2 separate regions of the Mus musculus genome follow, and region 2 is linked to region 1. Evidence: chromatin loops called from intact Hi-C (ENCODE). Cell type or tissue: heart. All regions are shown on one strand.

Evidence for each region. A loop is a pair of places that touch in the nucleus more often than their neighbours do. Peaks named below come from ENCODE experiments on the same cell type or tissue, not always from the same donor. Only the 100,000 strongest peaks of a DNase experiment are listed, where the experiment ranks them.
Region 2: it touches region 1 in a loop (2.1-fold over the local background); 6 of 42 quality-filtered maps call a loop at or near these places.

The regions. Positions count from the first base shown.
Region 1 is chr11:62,491,591-62,499,590 of GRCm38, forward strand. The region is part of intron 2 of Pigl (phosphatidylinositol glycan anchor biosynthesis, class L); the gene reads left to right. Among named protein-coding and RNA genes, the nearest start is that of Pigl, 37 kb to the left of the region's middle. In heart, a CTCF peak has its summit at 4,955; DNase peaks (open chromatin) are centred at 3,371 and 4,061; H3K4me3 peaks cover 673 bases; H3K27ac peaks cover 1,931 bases.
Region 2 is chr11:62,438,441-62,446,440 of GRCm38, forward strand. It overlaps Ncor1 (nuclear receptor co-repressor 1), which reads right to left and starts at 75. Exons shown (of 45, transcript NM_001252313.1): 1 at 1-75. The coding sequence starts at 5. In heart, no CTCF peak of the experiment used is centred here; no DNase peak of the experiment used is centred here; H3K27ac peaks cover 446 bases.

The DNA.
Region 1 (8,000 bases):
ACAAAAAACAAAACAAAACAAAACAAAACAAAGAAAGGAAGAAAGAAAGAAAGAAAGAAAGAAAGAAAGAAAGAAAGAAAGAAAGAAAGAAAGAAAGAAAGGAAGAAAAGTCATGACAGAAAGAAACTTGATTTTCATTATGATCATATCGGACAGATGGAGGAGACGAATAAAAAAGCAGTCTCAGACTGTGGTCTGGTTAGTCATTGGCTCGTCTGTATCCTAGTTGTGCTTGGTAAGTCCTAGGAAACTGACCTAGTTCACATGCAATGATTGTTCCTGTCGGGGAAGGGAGGGCAACCTCTGTTTCCACTTCAGTCTAGCCTTCAGCTTTGAAGGGAGTCTGATCAACTTAGGGCAAACCCTCTTTGTATCAACCATCCTTAGATATACCCTCTCCCTTGCCCCTATCCCAGCCCTACCCCAAATCTAGAATCTTGTAACTGCTGAACATGTGCTTTCCCACTGAAGTGCATACCCAGTCCCTTCAACCCCATAAGTTATTAGAGTGCCTACTTGTGAAACCGGGCAGAATCCAAGTAAAGGAGATAGACACAGAATGAAGACAGAAATGGACGTCACGCTTCAAGTCTGCCTTTTGGATCTTGAGAGCTCAGAGATGAAGTGTTCTTGTGTGCTTGCTTGCTTGCTCCCTTGCTTGTTTCCAGACAGGGTTTCTCTGTGTAGCCCTGGCTACCTGGAATTGGCTCTGCAGAACAGGCTGGCCTCGAACTCACTGTCAGTCCTTGATACTTACCAGGAATCAGATGACAGGTTTATTGTGAGGCCATGCTATCACCGTGTTAGGTGTCCATGTAGGGTCCAGGTGAGGGAGTTAAACTTTTCCTTAGTCTGGTATGTCTGATAAGTTCTTTGGCCTGGTTATGATTTCAATACAACCATGTGCCCCTACTGTCTCAATTCACCCCTGTTTAAAAAATAAATGTCAGCCGGGCGTGGTGGCACACGCCTTTAATCCCAGCACTCGGGAGGCAGAGGCAGGCAGATTTCTGAGTTTGAGGCCAGCCTGGTCTCCAGCCTGAGTTCCAGGACAGCCAGGGCAATACAGAGAAACCCTGTCTCGAAAAACCAAAATAAAATAAAATAAAATAAAAAAAAGTCCATCTTGTATTCAATACTAAAACTTAACAAGTGAGGATTCTTTCCTTGTATCCTTTAAATTGTTTGTTTCTTTGTTGTTTGTTTTGGGGTCTTTTTGTTTTGTTTTGTTTTAATATATACATGGGTGTTTTGCCTGCATGTATGTCCGTGTACCACCTGTAAGCAGTTCCTGTGGAGGGCAGAAGAGGATGTGGGATCCCTTGGGACTAGAGTTATAAAGGGTTTTGAACCACCTTGTCAGTGCTTGGAATACACCTCTCTGGTCCTCTGAAAGAGCAGCCAATATTCTAAATCACTGACCCATCTCTCAGGCCAAGGTGGCTTCCTTTCTTCTCCCAGAGATACTTAGCAGCCTGTGCTATATGGGTTCAACCTAACAGAGAGTGGTTGGCTAGTGCACCCAGGGGCTGCTCTCATCCCCCTTCCTTAAAATTGAGTCTAAAGTTACTTGTAAGTTGGAGTCTCTTAGGACAAAGCATGGCCAGAAAAAACACTGTTTTATATACTGTGGAATAGCGTAGAGCAGATTGCAGCCTGTTCTCAACACCACACTAAACAACACACTGGCAAACTATGAAGTAAAATTTCCTATAAGAGTGCTGCAAGCTTTGTTGCAACAATATGAAGGATGTCTTTGAGAAGGAGAAGCACAGACTACTGATTTCTGTACAGCACTGTGATTCACAATGCCTCAGCAACCTCTGGGTACCTTTTACAAAATGCCAAAGAAAAAGTGGTGGCACATGCCTTTAATCCCAGGACTTGGGAGACAGAGACAGGTGGATCTCCAAGTATGAGGCCAGCCTGGTCTACAGGACTCCACAGGAGTTTGGGCATCTTTCATAAAGCACACAAGGGTCTCCAGTCTACAAGCAGCAGCAGTACTTACAGGTATGTAGAACAGACAGAAACAGGGCCCCAGTGTTCCAGGCTGAACTAACTACTAATTGGTACAACCCATGTATCCAGCAGGCCTTTTCTTCCTCTGTTTTTGGTTTTTGTTTTTTGTCTTTGTTTTTTTTGTTTTTTGTTTTTTTCTAGACAGGATTTCTCTGTGTAGACCAGGCTGGCCTTGAACTCAGAAATTCACCTGCCTCTGCCTCCTAAGTGCTGGGATTAAAGGCGTGGGCCACCGCGCCCAGCTCTTCCTCTGTTTTAGTGTCTTGGAAGAAGGTAAGTGGTCATAAACCCTCCTGCGTCAGCCTGTAGAAGCTTCAGCATACCTGCAAGGACAAGGCCCTGTGACCTGCGGACAGTATTAAGGAAATATTTCCTACAAGTACCTACACTTGTGATTTCCTGGCTCATTTTGCATCGAAGGCTAAAAGAAAAGGCCATTTTATGATTCCACTTGGGAGAGGGAAGCCCTGTGCAGAAAGGGGTCTGTTGGGACATTTAATCAAGGTGCTGACTGTTCCGCTCTCAGGGCATGTTCTTCCTTCTCCTCGTCCTTCTTTCCATTGTTTTATTTCCCCTCTAGGTTTGTCTCACTCTAGAGCCATGGTTCTCCACCTTCCTGATGCTGAGACCCTTTAATACAGTTCCTCATGTGTGGGGACCCCAACCAGAACATTATTTTGTTGCTATTTCAACTGTAACTTTGCCACTGTTATTTATCATGCAATGCTAAGAAACATGTATAACTAGCCATTAGAAATATGCAAATTAGTCAGGTGGTGGTAGCACACACTCTGATCATAGTGCTCAGGAGGCAGAGGCAGGCAGATTTTTTGTGAGTTCAAGGCTACCCTGGTCTACCGAGTGAGTTCTGGGACAGCCAAGGCTTCATAGAGAAACCCTGTCTCAAGAAAACAACAACAAAGAATCATAGATATCTGATATGCACAATATCTCATCTTCAACGCCAAAGGGGATGAGACCCACAAATTGAGAACCACTGCCCTTACTCCACAGAAGTTACTGAACCCTGCTTTCAACTGTTGGGTCCAACCTTTTAGCTTAGATCCATTTCCCTTGTCTTCCCTGGTCCTCCTGTGCTCCAGCAGGAACGCTGCAGGATGGCCTCAGCATGGGGAGACAGCCCCTGCCTCCCTAAATGAGCCCTTGGTGAGGACGGGCCAACTGCTGGGCTCCAACTAAGCTTCCAGGCCCTGGGCCTGCCAAAGCCGTTACACTGAACCCTACTGACCTTTACCCACTTTAGATGACAAAGGAAGTAATTAAGTTTAGAAATGTGCCTGAAGTGGGTGGAGGAGGGGCAGCAGATTCTGCCAGCACTGTGCTAAACAAGCCACAAGACCAAATAAGGGTGTCTGAACCACTTCCATCTGTATGAGAGTTCAGAGTGCAGTGTGCAAAAGTAGGACTTGGTTCTCAGGGAGCTAAGTCGTTACCTAACCCTGCTGGAGCTCTGCTGGAGCTCTGCAGCAGCACCGGTCCTGGTCGCTTCTGCAGAGGCTGTGTCTGAGAGAAGACAAAGCAAACCTCCTCTTGCTAGTGGAGCCCAGGGGCCTCCCTTCTCAGACGTACTGACTGGAGGAGTCTCCTGCACCACAGATTCTCCAGAGTGTTTGCATGGCACTGCTGAGGGACTGTAAAAGTACCAGTAAGGACGAGTCACTAGAATGTGTGAAGGTCAGAGTTTGAGGATATTTCACTATTAGAAAAGCAAGCGTCACAGGCTGAGGCGAGCTTGTTTACTGAACACAGCAGTCCCGGGTGGAGCCGGGAGCTGGGAGCATTTTCCTGTAGCACTAACACTGTTTGCTAAGTCCACCCTCTTCCCGCTCTCAAGGGCTTGTCAAACACAAGGCCTGGCCACAGTCTTCCTCTGCTCCCCTGGATGGTGGCCATCCTCCTCCTCCTCCTCCTCCTCTTCCTCCTCCTCCTCCTCCTCCTCCTCCTCCACCTCCACCTCCTTGTCCTCCTCAGAGGCCTGCGACACTCTCAGCTCCACCAGCTGCCGGTGCGCTTCAGCAACCACTGCCAGCTAGCTGCTCATGCCGCCAGCTCATCATACTGCCTCCTTGGCTTGGAATCCCTGACCTCTTGGCTCTCCTTTCCCTGGGAAATTCCTTCATCCTGCAAGATCCCAAACCTCAGCTCCACTCAGCCCTAAGCATAAAGAGTGACCTATATCCATGTTTGGCTATTGCCTTGGGTATGATACAGAAGTGTGTACTTGGTCCATGTTAGCTAAGTGAACACTGAATTTGTTCTGAGTCTTGCCCTGATGTTTTGGGGTCCCGGGCACCCTTATCTCCAGATACTCACTGTTGTCTGACAAGCCCATGGCTCAGGCTCAGTCTACCACCTGCTTTCTAGCTCAGGGCTTCTATGACATCTCAGTCCTGGGGCACCCAAGTAAGCTCACCTTGAAGTCTGAAGAGCTAACAGGCTACAACCTGCCCTCTGTGTGGAGGTACTGTACATACAGCTTTTTAGACACCCATGGGATCTAATAAGCCATGTATCAAATCAATAAAACCACCCTCCTTCCCAGCTTCCCTCCCTCTATGGCTCACTATCCCTCCCTCTGTGCCTTCCACAGTCCTTGTCTCCAGGTGACAGTGAGGTGGCTTCAGTGTAGGCTCTGCTTTCTGGGAAGCTGAGACTTGGTTATCTCAAGGCTCCAATCTATTGGGAGCTTGTCATTTGGAGGCCCTCCCACTTTATTGCCTTGTTGTGAAAATTCAATTTCTTTTCATATTCCTATTCCTCTTTCACATGAGTTATTCTTTATGTGACAAGCAAAGGTTTAGGGGCTGGGGGCTCTTTCTGGTGTACACACTAACATTCCACGTCTTGGGTGGATCCTCACTTTCAAGTTCACAAGGATAGAGAAATCGCCCCCCTGGTGGTGAAGCTGTAGAACTGCTAGTCCTTTGGTAAGGGAGGTGAATGTAGGTTAGGTAATTCTTTTTTTTTTTCCCCTGAGACAGGGTTTCTCTGTGTAGCCCTGGCTCTCCTGGAACTCACTTTATAGACCAGGCTGGCCTCGAACTCAGAAATCCGCCTGCCTCTGCCTCCGGAGTGCTGGGATTAAAGGCATGCACCTCCGTCGCCCGGCATAGATTAGGTATTTCTACTTGCTCTACCGGCCTTTAAGCTTCTCCATTTCCTTATCGGAATTTTCTAGAAGTCTAGGGTCAGACTCACGGAAGCCATTTGAACTCTGCCTGTGCCCTTCTCCACAAGCATCTTGCTTTTATTTTGCATTTCTTGCATTCTTTCTGAGAATCCTAAAAATGCATTATATTTTGATATTTTGCATTCCTTCCTTGTAATTTTGCCTGTTTTCCTTAAATGATCTTTTCTCTTTTTTAACCCAGGCCGATCTCAAACTTGACTTCCTGCCTCAGTCTTCTGAGTCTGATTCAGCTTTTAACCCTCTTTAAGGTTTTTATGTTTTTCCTGGCATATATTAGTTTACATAGTAATGGGTTTCATTTTGACATTCTCAAAAATGTATACAATGTCCCTTCATGGTCATCAGCCCCCATAGCACTCCCTTGTGACCCCTCCCCTCCTACTGCTTCTCTCTCTCTTCCCAGCTGGCCCTCCTTATCCACGTCTTTCTTTTTTTCTTCTCCTTTTGTTTGTGTGTTTGACCCAGTGAGTTTACTTAGGGTTGTTTTCAGCAGCATGGGTGATGGGTTATTTATAGGAACACAGGCCCCTCGCCAGTGCTTGCACCACTGGAGAAAATGTCTCTCTCCCCATCAATCATTAACCCTCTATAGATCCTCAGGGGTGGGTAGGGCCTCCTAAATTCCTGATGATCTCAATCTTATTCAAGTTTTATGCTCATAATCACAACTGCTGAGAGTATAAGAATGCAAAGTCAGGCTGGGTGTGGTGGCCCTAGCCTTTAATCTCAGTACTCAGGAAGCAGAGTCAGGCCGATTGCTATAGTTCTTTCTATATAGAGTTCAAGGCCAGCAAAGACTACTTAGTGAGACCTCTAAAAAAAGAAAAAGGAGAAGAAGAAAGGAAGAAAGACAGACAAGAAAGAAAGTCAATGCACATGTCATATCAGGATAACAACTCTTTATTTAAAATATTTTTTGAGGGTTGCAGAGATAGCTTAGCGGGTAAGAGCACTGACTGCTCTTCCAAAGGTCCTGAGTTCAAATCCTAGCAACCACATGGTGGCTCACAACCATCTGTAATGAGATCTGATGCCCTCTTCTGGGGTGTCTGAAGACAGCTACAGTGTACTTACATAGAGATAAGTAAATAAGTTTTTTTTAAAAAAAGGTTTTTTGAAATGTATATATGTATATGCCTATAGGTATATGAGAGAGTACGTGTGTACAGGTGCCTGTGGGTGTGTACAGTGCCTGTGGAGAACAGAAGATGGCATCAGATCCCCTGCATCTAGAGTTACAAGTGATTGTGGACGCCTAACATAGGTGTTGGGAACTAAACTTATATCCTCCAAAAGAGCAGAAAACACATTATTGACTTCTGAGCCATCTTTCTAGTCCCCTTAACAGACTATATATATATATATATATAGTGTATTAGAGTTTTGTCTGCAATATATATATATATATTGTATTAGAGTTTTGTCTGCATGTATGTCTGTGTGAGGATATAACCTGAGGCTGCAGCTACAGACAGTTGTGAGCTGCCATGTAAGTGTTGAGAATTGAACCCAGGTCCTCTGAAAGAGCAGTCAGTTCTCTTAACAGATAAACCACCTCTTGGGCCACAGCCCTCAGTAGTGTTTTAGAGATTATTGGGTTGTGAGGCACATTGCCACTCTGCCTGGCTTTGCATGGTCATACCCCTACCTGCACAGCCTTGACCTGACAGCAAGGCACAACCATCTGTAATTCCTGGTTCCAGAGGATTTCATGCTCTCGATGGCTTCCTCAGGGACCAGGCACACAAGTGCATAGACACGCATGAAGCCAAATACTTATACATACAACATCATAAAAATGTTTGTTTGTTTGTTTTCCGAGACAGGGTTTTTCTGTATAGCCCTGCCTGTCCTGGAACTCACTCTGTAGACCAGGCTGGCCTCGAACTCAGAAATCCGCCTGCCTCTGCCTCCCAAGTGCTGGGATTAAAGGCGTGTGCCACCACTACCTGGCCTAAAACATTTTTAATTTAAAAAGTATTTTATTCAGAGGTGGTGAAGTACACCTTTAATCCCAGCAAGGGAAGCAGAGGCCAGCCTGGTGGTCTACAGTGAAGTTCCAGGCCAGTCAGAGTTATATAGCGAGACCCTGTCTCAAAATAAAGCAAATACTTTGTTTTTGAGGGTGAGCAAGTTGACTCAGCAGGTAAAGATGTCCCCCGCTGAGCCTGATGATTTGAATTCAATCCACAGGACCCACATGGTGGAAAGAGGGAGGCAGCTCCCACTGTGTGTCTGCTGAACTCCACATGCACACTGTGGCAAGCACTCATGCATGCAGGAATGCAAACATGTATGCATTCACACAAAATCAATAAATGAAACATAATTGTTTAGAAAAAAGAATGTTTAGTCCTCATCTTCCTTTGGACACTTCCTTCCATTGGAAGTTAAGCCTTTTTTGTTCAGTTTCCTTTGCCGGCTCTTTCAGGAAACAACCCAGGATTGAGCTAGGCAGGAGGTGAATGTTAAGGCGCAAAGCATCACCTTGCGTTTAGTAATGGAAATTTTTAGGAGCTCAAAGCTCAATAACTTTGTTGCCCATCCTTGGAGGCTTCCAGAAATCTGGACTTGGATGTTAAAAAATTACAAGGGAACTGCTTTAGAATATATGCCCACTGGGGCCGGACAGGCTGATCAGTGGTTAAGAGCACTGTCACTCTTCCAGAGGACCTGGGTTCGATTCCCAGAAGTAGAGCACTTGCCTAACAGCCCTCAGAAACACGCGCACACGTGCACCCCTTAGTTCTTAGAGCAGGCATGATGT
Region 2 (8,000 bases), 53 kb before region 1:
GACATTATCAGTAAAGACGTCCTCACTGGGCTGTGAGATCAAGTCCAACAAACAACCATGTTTCTAGGAAGCAACCTACATAGAACAGAAAAAGAGAATTCTTAAGTACTAAAAACGTGAAATGTCCTTCTAATAAATTATAACTGCAGCTATACAAACAAAACCACAATTTCCAGGCAAAGCTCCTCAAATATTTACTTGAAAGAGGTTATTAATGTTTGATAAGGAAAGCTGGAGATACGGCTCTGTAGTTAAGAACATTGACTGCTCTTGCAGAAGATGGGGGTTCAATTCCCAGCACCACATAGCAGCTCACAACTGTCTATACCTCAAGTTCCAGTGGATCAGACTCTCTCACACAGATATATATGTAGATCAAACACCAAATATACTTAAAAATGCAGTATAAAGTTTGAAACAATGTATCTTTTACTCTACACAGACTACGGTAGATACACAGAAGACACTGTAGCCCCTAGGACAGTGCAGGAACAGCTCTGACTTTTGTCTTGTCTTTCCAGGGGCAGTGCCCATGCACAGCACTGGCCTTTCCTTGTCCTTATTTAAAAGCCCTCCTTTAATGAATTCAGGCTAAGTAGATTTTTACTAAAATCTTGGTAACAACCCAAATGCCATGTCTATCAACTGATGATACAATAACAATGGTATGGAGTAGAGGGTATTGTTTCCTAACCATGTAAAACATATGAAACTATAAAATAGCATTAAATACACTCACACTCTTATATGTGATTTGTGTATACTATTTCTATTTTAACATTCTACATTTTAATGTCTCCATAATAAATATTTAAGAGAAAAGGTAAAATACCTTGTTTCCTACACACTTCTATAAACCTATACTGTTCTAACAGCTGGCACAGAATGACCAAGGCATGCTTCCTTACTGTGAGAGGACACAAGACAATAAAGAACAATCACCGGAGAGTGAAAAATAGTATTATATTTATAATAAAGCATGTATATAAGATAGTAAACAGGTGAGCAGGATGAGCAGGGTGATCTTAGAAAGCCAGTCTCAGCTAGTATGTCCCATGTCCTAGTTTCTGAAACAGCTCCAGTATGCATGATGGAATTACACAAAGCAAACCTACCAAAGTCAAAGAGACTGAAGGAGACAGAGAGAGGGTGGTACAGAACTGAGGCCAGGAGAAAAGAGTGACCAAGTGGGTTTGGTAGGTTGTCTGAAAGTTAAGAGCCCTTTCTCATATACACACACACATATATACTAAATATTAATTACATCCATCTTTATGTGGCATCTTTGTGTTCTGGAATGCCTGTTACAAGTTTTTAAAGATTTTCTCCATTCCTACATTTAAAAAATATTAGACTTCAAGGGGTTTTTTTGTTTGTTTTTTTCGAGACAGGGTTTCTCTGTGTAGCCCTGGCTGTCCTGAAACTCACTCTGTAGACTAGACTGGCCTCGAACTCAGAAATTCGCCTGCCTCTGCCTCCCAAGTGCTGGGAGTAAAGGCGTGCGCCACCACGCCCAGCTAACATCTATCTTCTTAAACACTCACAGGTTTTCTGGTACAAAAAGAGCATAACTGTTTTTCTTTCTTTCTTATTATTATTTTATTACTTTATTTATTTACATTTCAAATGTTGCCCCCCTTCCCTGTACCCCTCCCACTCCATTCACCCTCCCCTTTGTCTCTGAGAGGATGCGACGCTACCCACCTACTCACCCCTCCTCACATCCTTCCCTTCTCCTCCCCCAGCAACCCCCTTCCCTGGGGCATCAAGTCTCTACAGGATTAGGTTCATCCTTTCCCTTTCCCTGACAAGGCAGTCCTCTGCTTCATATGTGAAGGCCACGGACCAGCCCATGTATGCTCTTTGGTTGGTGGCTTAGTCTCTGGGAGCTCCCAGGGGTCCAGGTTAGTTGACACTGTTGTTCTTCCTATGGGATTGCAATCCCCTTCCCCTAACTCTTCCATAGGGTCCCCAACCTCAGTGCAGTGGTTGGCTGTGAGCATCTGCATCTGTCTCAGTCAGCTGCTGGTAGAACCTCTCAGAGGACAGCCATGCTAGGCTCCTGTCTACAAGTACAACATGGCATCAGTAATAGTTTCGGAGTTTGGTGCCTGTGCATGGGATGGATCCCAAGGTAGGCCAGTCACTGGATGGCCTTTCCTTCAGTCTCTGCTCCATTACTGTCCCGAATTTTCTTTAGACAGGAACAATTCTAGGTCAAAACTTCTGAAGATGGGTGGGTGGCCCCATCTCCCCACTGGAAGCCATGTCTATCTACTAAAGGTAGACTCTTGAGTTCCCTCTCCCCACTGTTGAGCATTTCAGTCATCCCCACTGAGTCCTGGGAGTCTCTCACATCCCAGGTCTCTGGGACTTTCTAAAAGTTAGTTCCCTCCGCCCTCCACGGCCCCCCACCCCGCAGCTGCGTATTTCCATTCATTCTCTGGGCTCTCTGGGCTTCTCTCCTGCCCCCTCCCCCTTGTTTTCTTTCTTGACAGTTAATTGTCCAAATTTATCCACTTGGTGAAAAAAATGACATCCTTGTTACTCTTTAATAATTAAGTAAATATCCTGGAGATCCTGGAATATCACATGTTGACATTCAAAAGGCGTTTACTACAGCACCACAATAAGACAAATTACAGAAACTCTCAACTCAAAGTTCATAGACCATAGTACATTTATATAACAAAGAACTGTGGCCAGGCGGCGGTGGGGCACGCCTTTGATCCCAGCACTTGGGAGGCAGAGGCAGGTGGATTTCTGATTTCTAGGCCAGCCTGGTCTACAGAGTGATTTCCAGGACAGCCAGGGCTACACAGAGAAAAAACCCTGTCTCGAAAAACCAAAAAAAAAAAAAAAAAAAAAAGAGCTGTACAGGAGTTACAAGAGCTACAGCTATACGTTTTAAAACAGACAGAACTCAAAAATGTTGACATTTCACCAAATATTAGCATATATTACAAACAAAATACGTATAACTTATAATACACATATAATGTAAAAAGAACCTACTCAGGGATAATAACATCTCAAGAAGGATAACAATCTATAACACTATTTTTTTTCAAAACAGAGGAGCTGGCAAGATGGCTCAGCAGATAACAGCATCTGTGGCCAACCATGGCAAGCTATGTTCTATCCCAGAACCCACACGATAGAAGGAAAGAACTGGCTTCGTCTTCCTACCACGTACACTATAGCACATACACACCACAGGTACACTACAGCACATACACACACACACACAAAATGTTTAAAAAAGGTTTTAAAGCCAAAGCAAGTAAAGTTTTCTTAAACACCAACAATATATAGACAACTATTGGTTATACTGCTCTATGACCATTTTATTAATTTTATTTCATTTACTTATTTCTTTGATTTATTTAACCTGAATGTAAGTATGTGCAGAACATGCAAGAGAAGGTCAGAATGGAGTATTGAATTCCCTGGAACTGGGGTTATACATAGCTGTGAGCCACCACGTGGGTACTAGAAACTATACCTAGATCCTCTACAAGAGCACCAAGTATTCTTGACTCCTAAGCAATATATCCAGCCCCTCTCAGTACGTTTTTGAGATTGAAACAATACATAAAGGAAAGTCATTTCTATTACCAAGTATGATAATACTGCTCACTAATTAATTTGGTCTTTTATGTCGTATTTTTTAGAATTAAACTTTTTATTATTATTTGTACACACATGTGTACACACAACACAGTAAGGTGGTGGTTGTCAGAAAATAACTGTGGAGTCAGTTCTCTCCTTCTCATTTCATGGGTTTCAGAGGTCAAACTCGAGTGCCCAGCCTAAAGCCTCTTCACTAGCCTGACACTTTGAAGTAGGGCAGTGTGGTGACATTTTTATGTCTGAAAGAGCACAGTTCCCTTCACTGTGCTTTGTAGCTGCTTCTCTTTTAAAGCCTTTGCCTTTTGCATTTAACAACAAATCATGTCTTTCACTCAAGAACTAAAGTAATCTTTTCAGGTGTAATAAAAATTGTAGTGAAAATTTTTGTTTCTTTAAAAACTCAGTTTTGTTATGTGGATGTTTTTGTTTTAATCCCAGTCATGGACTATGAGGCTGCTTCAGATTGTCCACAACCGGTAACTATGACTGTCTTATGCTCTAAGGAGAGGTGTGATTTTTGCCAGCTGAAGATAGTTGGTTTGAAAATCTGGGGACTGTTGAGAGGGTATTAAATGCCAGAGACCCGAGAGGCCTGAGGCAACTGCTCCTCCTCCTAGATTGCTGGATTGATGGTTGGAGATATCCTGACGACAGAGACTGGATTTGCCAAACCCTATGTCCCTAATCAGCAGGAAGTAGTCTAAAGAGGTTTATGCCCCCTCTAACCTTACTTCTCTCCTACCTAGTGTTGGGGGGGGGGGGGGGTTTGGAAGGGATTAGAGTGGAATGAGGTTTGGAAGGATGGTAGATAGAAGAACCAATAAAGTAGCCCAAAAGCCCAACACAATCTCTGGATAAAGCCAGGCCTTGTAGCACAGGTTTATAATCCCAGATCCTCAGGAGGCTGAGAGGCAAGAGAGGCCAGGTCTGTCTAGGATATAAAACAATTTCAAGGCCAGCCTGAGCAATAATTATCAAGACTGTCTAAAAGAATCTAAATATTGAATTCATAGACTGACTAAAGAGAAATGAGGTGTCTTTATGTTTCTACTACTGGATATTCCATCCTAGAGCATAATTATAGGTTTAGGTATAATGAAGATAGGAATACTAACAAGGGGGTGGTGGCAGTGGTGGTGGCGGCAGCAGCAGCCACACCATAAATCACAAAACTCAGGAGGCAGAGGCAGGCAGATCTCTGTGAATTTGAGACCAGTCTAGTCTACAGAACAAGTTCCTGGTCTCAAAATACAAAACAAGCAAATAAAAAGATAGGAATACTTTACAAACATGACTAAAATATTTTATAAATGGTGAAAAGAGATACATGTAGATACAGAAATCCTACTTGAATAACATAAAAACATATAAGACTTGATACATGCATATATAAGTATACATATACTAATTTGGGGGGCAGGATTATTTACATATATTAAGATTAAATATATAGGGGCTGGAGAGATGGCTCACTGGTTAAGAGCACTGACTGCTCTTCCAGAGGTCCTGAGTTCAATTCCCAGCAACCACATGGTGGCTCACAACCATCTGTAATGGAATAAGATGCCCTCTTCTGGTGTGTCTGAAGACAGCAACAGTGTACTCATATGCAATAATCTTTAAAAAATAGTAATTAGCCGGGCGGTGGTGGCGCAAGTCATTAATCCCAGAAGTTGGGAGGCAGAGGCAGGCGGATTTCTGAGTTCAAGGCCAACCTGGTCTACAAAGTGAGTTCCAGGACAGCAGAGGGCTACACAGAGAAACCCTGTCTCTCATATATGAATGTTCGTGAATATTTTGTGAAGGTTTACGGAGGATGAGGGTTAGGAGTTCAAGGCCAGCCTGAGCTATGAACAAACAACTAAGAACAAAGACAGGAGATGAGAGGACTCCATGTGGTATAAGGTAAAGGGTTTGGTTTCGTTGCTTTAGTTTGCAGTCTAATGTTCACCACCTGTCACCTGCATTCAATATTACTATAAGGTGAGTGATTTATCTGTTTCCCTCTTTTATCAGTAATACACAGAATGTCCTAGGTTTTAAGGAATAATTTTAGTTAAGTTTGACTTTGAAATCTCATAAATAAAATAAACTATTCCAACATAAGAGCCAGTAAGTAGGGCTGGAGAGATAGCTCTCCTCTTCTGAAGGTTCTGAGTTCAAGTTCCAGCAACCAAGACAGCTTACAGCAGTGTGCTCACATATAATAAATAAATAAATCTTTAAAAAAAAAAAAGTAGAGCCAGTAAGTAACTCACAACCATCCGTAATGACACCCTCTTCTGGAGTGTCTGAAGACAGCTTACAGTGTGCTCACATATAATTAATAAATAAATAAATAAATAAATAAATCTATCTTTAAAAAAAAAAAGTAGAGCCAGTAAGTAACAAATCACAAAATCACTGGACTAGCTCTTAATGACATACAAATTTGTGGGTTACGGTCCATTCCAATCTCATTTAACTTCAGCCTGGAGATTTTATATGACCTCCACCCTCAACTCATCCATAACACAAACAGCAAGGTCAGACCTTCTGTTTCCTATCTAGTGCACTCTTTCAAACATCTTATATACAAGCCAAAGACACAAAGGAAAACCTCTGATTCAGTAACAATGTGCCAACCTAGAACCTCTCTTTTCAGGTCTTCTACCATCTGGTTTTCCCTCTGCTACTCACTCTGGCCCTGGGGCATCGAGATACCTCTACAGAATACCCTGTGGTTTAAAATCAACTAAAATAAAAACAACCTAATTTAAAGCTAGAGCTGAAAGGAAGGATGGCATTTTCAATGCCAATGTCAAACTATAAATTCAGTTCTTTTTAAAATTACTTTTACATTTACTTACTTAGTGTGTATGCATGGGGGAGGGTGGCAGAGGACAACTTGTAGGATTGGTTCTCTCCTTCCACCACTTGGGCTCTGGGGATTGAACTCAGGTGGTCAGGCCTAGTGGCAAGTGCCTTTACCTACTAAGCATCCCATGAGCTGTAAATTCAGTTCTTGGGAACAAAGCCCAGTAACTCAGGGTTAGTACCCTCAACTCATGAAATGTAAAAGCTCTGTGAACTCTTTAAGAAACTTCATCAAGAGCCAGGCATAGTGGCGCACGCCTTTACTCTCAGCACTCGGGAGGCAGAGGCAGGCGGATTTCTGAGTTCGAGGCCAGCCTAGGCTACAGAGTGAGTTCCAGGACAGCCAGGGCTACACAGAGGAACCCTGTCTCGAAAAAAAAAAAAAAAAAAAAAAGAAAAGAAACTTCGTCAAGCCAAATATCAAAGTACACCCTTGTAGTCCCAGCACTCAAAAGGTGGAGGCGGAATGAACAGAACAGAAGAAGTTCAAGGCCACCTTTACTGTCTCAGTACCTCAGAGGCCAGTAAGAGCTACATGAGACCCTGTCTCTCCAAAATTAAAAGTTAAAAAGAAACGAGGATTTTATAAGCAACTGCCTCACATATAAATTTCGATACATATTATGCTTTAGGCTGAAAATAATGTTAACACTGTTATGAGACAAGCATACCTCTGGATCACAGACAGATAAAACCAGACTCTTACACTACACAACCAAAAGATAAAATATGGCAAGAGGAGCCGGGCAGTGGTGGCACACACCTTTAATCCCAGTACGAGGGAGGCAGAGCTAGGTAGATCTCTATGAGTTGAGGCCAGCCTGGTCTACACAATGAGTTCCAAGACAGCCAGGACTACGTAGTGAGACCCTGTCTCAAAAACAAAAAAATGGCAAAATGAAATTTTACTTAGATACCAGATACCTGTTTGAACCTTCTTATAACACACACACACCCTGAAACAACAAAATTTCAAATACAATCTGCCAAAAATAAAAGGCTAATCCTCCTCTCACCAGGAACTCCTGGCTTTTAGCCTATAGTCTTTGCATAACCAAAATGTACTTGGACAGGTTTTCAAGGTGGCCTACGCTATCTTGGAAAAATATCTAAAAATATACTTCTCTGTGGCAAGTCTTCAGATGACTCTTTAGAGAAGCAAGAACGAATCTACCAATTAGAAGGAAGACCACATTTCACCAATGTGAATACAATTCTATTTTTATTCTTTAGATTGTTCGATTTTATGTGTCTGAGTGTTTTCTCTGCATATATGTGTGAGCACATGCATGTTTGGTGCCAGTGGAGGTCAGAAAAAGGCATTGGATTCCATGGAAAATGGAGCTACAGATGGTTGTGATCCACCACGTAGTGCTAGGAATCAAAGCCAAGTCCTCTACAAGAGCAACAGGTACTCTTAACTGTAGAGCTGTCTCTCCAACCCCTACAGTTCCATTTTTAACTGATAATAAAACCTGATTTTAAAACAAAACTACACACAGAGAGAGCAA